Linked DNA regions of Homo sapiens: region 1 is linked to region 2. The links are chromatin contacts, found by Hi-C or POLR2A ChIA-PET in ENCODE. All regions are on one chromosome and are shown on one strand. The core of a region is the stretch at or near the end of the contact, and the rest is flanking DNA. Distances in the headings are between cores, read along the strand shown.

Region 1 (3,123 bases), core at 182-2,681, 140 kb before region 2:
GCTCACTCCTGTAATCCCAGCACTTTGGGAGGCTGAAGTGGGCACATCACGTGAGGTCAGGAGTTCGAGACCAGCCTGGACAACATGGTGAAACCCTGTCTCTACTAAAAATACAAAAATTAGCTGGGTGTGGTGGCACATACCTGTAATCTGAGCTACTTGGGAGGCTGAGGCCAGAGAATCACTTGAACCTGGGAGGTGGAGGTTGCACTGAGCCAAGATTGCACCACTGCATTCCAGCCTGGGCGACAGAGCGAGACTCTGTCCTCTGTCTCAAAAAAAAAAAAAAAAAAAAAAAAATGTATATATATATATATATATATATATATATATATATATATATATATACACACACACACATATATCTTGCCATTTCTTCAAACTTTTCACCAATGTAGATCATTTTAACTCTATTCACGTACATAACTGCATCTGAATTAGTACAATTTTACTATATTGTGTTTAAAGATATTTCAAAACACCACACTGGCCCCTGATCTTTTCTTTGATATTAGAAAAAACAAAATCTTGTGTCTTGCCGGATGTCCACTCTTGGAGACAATCGGGTAGCTTTAGAAGAAAGAAACATTAGCATTTCTAAAGACTTGGAGAGAGAACATGGGCAGATTTTAAAAGTGACGACACATTCTTAGTTATTTCCAGTAGATATATTGAGAACACAGAAAAATCTGGAGTCATATCTATTGGGTATTGAATTAGATGTGTGTATTTCTGTGTTCTGGGATTCACTTTAAAGCCCCAAATGAGTCTCAATATGAGGCCTGAACTGGAGAAGAAGAAGAGTTCGTGGAGAAGAACAGAAGGGTGGCTTACACCTGTAATCCCAACACTGGGAGGCCAAGGTGGGTGGATCACCGGAGGTCAGGAGTTCGAGACCAGCCTGGGCAACATGGTGAAATCCCCATCTCTACTAAAAATACAAAAATTAGTCAGGTGTGGTGGCGGGTGCCTGTAATCCCATAATCCCAGTTACTTGGGAGGCTGAGGCAGGAGAATTGCTGAGGCAGGAGGCGGAGGTTGCAGTGAGCCGAGATCATGCCATTGCACCCCAGCCTAGGCAACAAGAGTGCAACTTGGTCTCAATAAATAAATAAATAAACAAACAAATAAATAAAAATGAAAAGAAGAAGACGAAGAGTTCATCCCAGCCTCTTCTCCACCCTGGGCTAGGAATAGCTCTCTATAAGATATAGGATTTAGACAATGGATCCTAAATTGGAGATTAGGTAAAAACAAAAGAAGTGCTCCAGGACTACACTTCTGAAAGGAAGTTTTCCTAGCCCAGTAACTGCAAGATAGGTATAGAGCTATAGGTCATCATCAGCTCCCTTTACAAGTCACATGGGATTGTAATCTGAGCAATAACAACTGTGTATCCATGTCAGCTGAATGACTTGGCTCAAATGGCACTTCTTTTTTTTCTTTCAGGAGTCGGGTGGGAGAATGTGCTGCTAAAGGAAGGTGAGTCAGCCTCGAACGCCACAGAAACATCCGGCCCAGACATGACTATCAAGGTAAGGGATTCTCTTCAGGTTGATTCTCAAAGTGTATCTCTAGAGTAAAGGCAGCCGATGGCAGGTTTTTCTGGGGGCAAAATGAACACTACCAATCCACCTTGCTAGAGTTCTCTCTCTACTCACTGAGGTCTTAGGGAGGCAACCGTACATAAGATTTTCTGAAATTTGGGATCTGGTCTACAGCCGTACCACCCTGAATATGCCCGACCTCGTCTGAAACTTGGGATCTGGATTAGGAAACTGCTTGAAAACCAGAATCTAAGATGTGATTTCCAATGGGCCTGTCGTAGGGTCTTCAGTGAATATCTACACGTAAGCTATTTGTAAATGGTAACCCCAGTGGGCACAGTGGAGCAAATCTGAAAATTCTGATCTGAGAATTCAGGCCCCACTGTGCATTGTGAGGAAAGGTCAGAGAGGCATAAAGTAGCTTTGATCTTGGCTCAAGATTTCCACTGATGTCAGCAGGAAGGCAGCACATGGCCCACTCCAGCTGAAACACTAATGGCCAAAGGTTTACAAAATGAGTCATCTAGAAATCCACTTAACTATCACTGTTCAAATTAAATGCATCAATTTGTAAGCACTGGCCAGAATAAAGAATCTGTAGCAAAAGTTATCAGAGGTGCCACCATTTCCCCTCTGTTACGGGATTAAACACAAAGGAATGATCTTCCTCTCTTAGAACTCTGCTAACATATTAGTTAACAAAGGATGGGGGTGGGAGGGCTTTCTAACATTCTTGCTTGAATGATTATAATTTGAATATATGCTACTTATGAATTTTTCTTTGAAAAATAAGAAGTAATGTCTTATTTTATATAGAGCTGTAACTGGAGATATTTCTTTTTTTTTGAGACGGAGTCTCTCTCTTTTGCCCAGGCCGGAGTGCAGTGGTGCGATCTCGGCTCACTGCAAGCTCCGCCTCCCGGGTTCATGCCATTCTCCTGCCTCAGCCTCCTGAGTAGCTGGGACTACAGGCGCCAGCCACCGTGCCTGGCTAATTTTTTGTATTTTTAGTAGAGACGGGGTTTCACCGTGTTAGCCAGGATGGTCTCGATCTCCTGACCTCGAGATCCGCCTGCCTTGGCCTCCCAAAGTGCTGGGATTACAGGCATGAGCCAAACTGGAGATATTTCTCTCCTGGATCTATTAGTAGAAGTTGTACAAAAGAATATACAGCATGGATTTATTCAAGTTTTCTTTTGTAATGTGAAGGCTAAACTTGTGTTGTCTATGTTACAAATGGTAGAGAAAGCAAGCAAATGTTACCATAGTAAAGCTAAATGAAAGATAGGATAGTAGCCTGATTAGTCAAAAAGTCAACTAATCTAAGTGGTAACTATCCAGTGCTGAAAGAACTATCACTACGTTTAGCAGAATTTGTAAGACAATAATATAAATTGCAATGACATGTTGGTGTTTTATTGGCTATTATTGCAATGATTGACAAGTTTCAGTCTATGACCACATTGGACGAAGGGGAATGGGTGCCAATAGTAAAACCTGTTGGATTTAGATTTGTTATCTCAAAATCTGTTATCATCTGGAGAATTAGTTTTTGAGAAGAGTTGCTAGTGGGAGA
Region 2 (3,093 bases), core at 436-2,935:
TTTCTGGTTAACTAAACTTAAGAAATGCTGCACTCCCATTCCTGAATTAGAGCTTCACAATCATATTAGCACTAAAACCAGAAGTCCTCTGGTAAACAAATCCCTCTCTCCCTCCTTGTTTTCTTTAACCCAGAGTTTCCCAAGCTTAATTTGACCAAAGATTTTTTTCTTTGAGGCATCAAGTAACTATCCTACAAAGCTAAGGTCACAGGACACAATGTTAGAAACACATCTTTGGAGTCAACCAAGTGAAGCCACTTACCCTCAAACTCCTTCAAAGGCTTAAGTCTAAAATTACTCCAGATGGAATAGTTTGAATATGATCACGTTTATGAAATAAACTTAAACGTTTCCTATCCTCCACTCGGAATTTCAGTCTAACATTGTTGTAGTGGTTCCTTACGTTCCTTATAGAGGTCACATTATACCTGTTCCCTGCTCTGTAAATGTCAGGGCTGGCCATCAGCCAAGACCAATACGGACCTGCCCTGAGGTCTACATGGCACTGTGTGTTCATGTTGTTGTTTAAGGATAGTGACCGATGTCCTTCAAGAGAGCCGTTCTGGCCGGGCACAGTGGCTCATGCCTGTAATCCCAGCACTTTGGGTGGCTGAGACAGACTGATCACTTGAGGTCAGGAGTTCGAGACCAGCCTGGCCAACATGGTAAAACCCTGTCTCTAGTAAAAATACAAAAATTAGCCAGGCATAGTGGTGGGTGCCTGTAATCCCAGCTACTCAGGAGGCTGAGGCAGGAGAATCGCTTGAACCTGGGAGGCAGAGGTTGCAATGAACCCAGATCACTGCACTCCAGCCTGGGCAACAGAGCAAGACTCCATTTCAAAAAAATGAAAGAAAAAAAAGTGTTCTATAGAGTGTTCAGTGCAGGTGAGGAACTGGATGGCAGGATGTTCTCATTGAAAATGGGGCAGATTTCAGGCATCACAAGCTATTGAATCATTACAGGTGAATAAACCAATAGCAGAGCAAAGTTTGAGGGAGTAAGCAAAGCTGGACCTGGGGTTACTGGGGAAGTTCTGGGTGAGATGCACACTGGATCAGTGAAAAAGAAGCACCAAAGATAACCATCATGGTTTGGGGAGTCTAATGGGGCATGTCCTCTTGGCCAAGGGACTTCAAGGGGCCTTATGGGGTCATGAAAAAGAATGTGATTGAGCTCCCAGGCCTGTGGCACAGACTATTTGCATCACATTCATTTAATGATCTTCAAGACCCAAACAGTGGTGCTGTCTGCAGTGTCCACTATTGGGGGAAGAGCATCCGGAGTGCTGTCACCGTCCTAATGGAGAGGACCTCTGGCTGCAAACTCTGGACCTCTGAGGAAGTTGTCAGGTGTGGAACAGGTTTCTCTCCAGCCTTTTGGCAGCCTGTGTGATTCCTAAGATGGCACCCAGAATTCTGGTGCCTGGTTTGAACCATACTTGGGGAGGATCATCAGAGATCACAGGGCCCAGCAGAGGAGCCTGGCTGAGCTAGCTTCCCTTGATACTGACCAGAATGATGGCCGGAAGTCTGGGGATGAGGCATAGTGTCTTCTCTCTCTGGGGACCTGTGATAGCCTCTCCTAAGGGGGTAGATAGAACCAGAACATGGGCTCAGTTATCCAAAGCGACCATTCTCAGCCCCCTTGTTCCTGGAAGCCCCTGCTCCAGAACTGCTAAGCCAGCCTTTCTTTCCTGCTACTTCTCTGACCTCTAGTGGCTAGAACTGGAAAAACTTGCTCAAGGGATGAAATCATCAATAAGCAGGAAATGTCTTTGATGTTAAATGGCTGTCCACTTCTCTATAGTAATCCTTCACCCTCTTTACAACATTCTTTCTGCATACATCCCATCATTTAATTCAGCCATCATCAACACTGGGTTTGGGCTCCAGACTGTGACTGTCACTGTCTTATGTAACTTGGGCTGGAGTTGGCATCTGAGCCTCTGTGGTCATGACATCCAGGTGTCACGACATCCACCCTAACTACATTCCAGGGTTGTTGCAAGGCTCAAATGACATGAAGCCTACAAAAGAAGTGGTATATAAATCCGCTTGTTACTCCAAAGCCATTGAGTCTGTGATTCTGTAAGCCTAAAATGTTTTAATTCATATATTTTGGTGAAGGCATTTAAGCCCTTTCCTCTGATTCTCTATGGGAGATTCTGTCCCAATCCATAAGCATTTACTTGTGGTTGTTATATATATTTCATAATGGACTTACTGATTACTCAACAAACATGAATTGCCTACCTCGTGCCATGTACCACAGCTACTGCTGGGATCTGGCAATGATCAGACAGGCAAGGCTCTACCCTAATGGAGTTTGCATTCAAATGAATTAAGGGGATTCATAGACAGGTGAAACATACCCCCCTGTCCTCAGGATGACATTATAGCTTAATTGAGAAGACAAAAGCTTCAATAGCCAGATAAGATTTAAGTCAGTATGTGAAAATGGCCTTCACAGAAATATAAACAGGAGTTCCACTGTGCTGTGTGTGAAAGGGAGAAGCTAGAAGCAATGAATATAGGCTGTGCTTTCTAGGTGTTTAACTCTGGAAGAGTGGCTGGTGGGAAGTGATCTGGACACTTGAGAGGTCAACTGGAAAATGATGAAAATTAACCTGGTAATTGGTGTCTATTTCTGGTCCCAGAAGAGATGCAAAAATTTTATGCAGAATATGCATGAAATTGTTCATCTCACCCTATAGTCACATTATTCTTTGAGATTCCAATTAAGTGGTAGCTAGAATCATTAGATGCTTTCTGTTCTGAATATTAACCTTATAAATATTAACTTTGTCCTCATAATAACTATCTGAGGGTAGGTACCCTTATCATCATACCCATTTTACTGATGAGGAAACTAAGATATCAAAAGAGTAAGTAACTTGCCCAAAGTGATTTGGCTGCCAAGTCATGGATTCAAGCCCAAACCGGCTGGCTCCAGAGCTTACACGCTCACCACTGTGCTATATTGTTTCTTAAGCCTTCAATTAAAAAGTCAATCGGAATTTTCAGAGATACATACTAAGTGTGCAGGAGTGAGGTGACCTGAGGTCTGGGATTGGTTTAAAATAATTCAGCA

The links. Hi-C counts contacts between places; a loop is a spot of excess contacts on that map. ChIA-PET counts read pairs that join two places held with the same protein, here RNA polymerase II (POLR2A). Pooled maps may share reads with other maps.
Region 1: a loop to region 2 is called in a pooled map, with 2.6 times the contacts of the local background. The contact joins two enhancer-like sites. A Hi-C loop is called at or near these places in 2 of 168 maps with a recorded cell type or tissue (Caco-2 and endothelial cell of umbilical vein), 1 of 37 single-sample maps with no recorded cell type and 9 of 50 pooled maps. POLR2A ChIA-PET finds 5 or more read pairs at or near these places in 1 of 52 experiments (GM12878).

The regions. Positions count from the first base shown.
Region 1 is chr9:110,014,505-110,017,627 of GRCh38, forward strand. It overlaps PALM2AKAP2 (PALM2 and AKAP2 fusion), which reads left to right. Exons shown (of 11, transcript NM_007203.5): 7 at 1,450-1,535. Among named protein-coding and RNA genes, the nearest start is that of C9orf152, 190 kb to the right of the region's middle. Within about 2 kb of position 1,432, at least 5 of the 41 ENCODE cell types and tissues checked have a DNase peak (open chromatin) inside an H3K27ac peak, as active enhancers do.
Region 2 is chr9:110,151,391-110,154,483 of GRCh38, forward strand. All of the region lies in intron 8 of PALM2AKAP2 (PALM2 and AKAP2 fusion), which reads left to right. LOC124902244 (a long non-coding RNA gene) reads left to right here. Exons shown (of 2, transcript XR_007061727.1): 1 at 1-2,363. Among named protein-coding and RNA genes, the nearest start is that of C9orf152, 55 kb to the right of the region's middle. Within about 2 kb of position 1,686, at least 2 of the 41 ENCODE cell types and tissues checked have a DNase peak (open chromatin) inside an H3K27ac peak, as active enhancers do.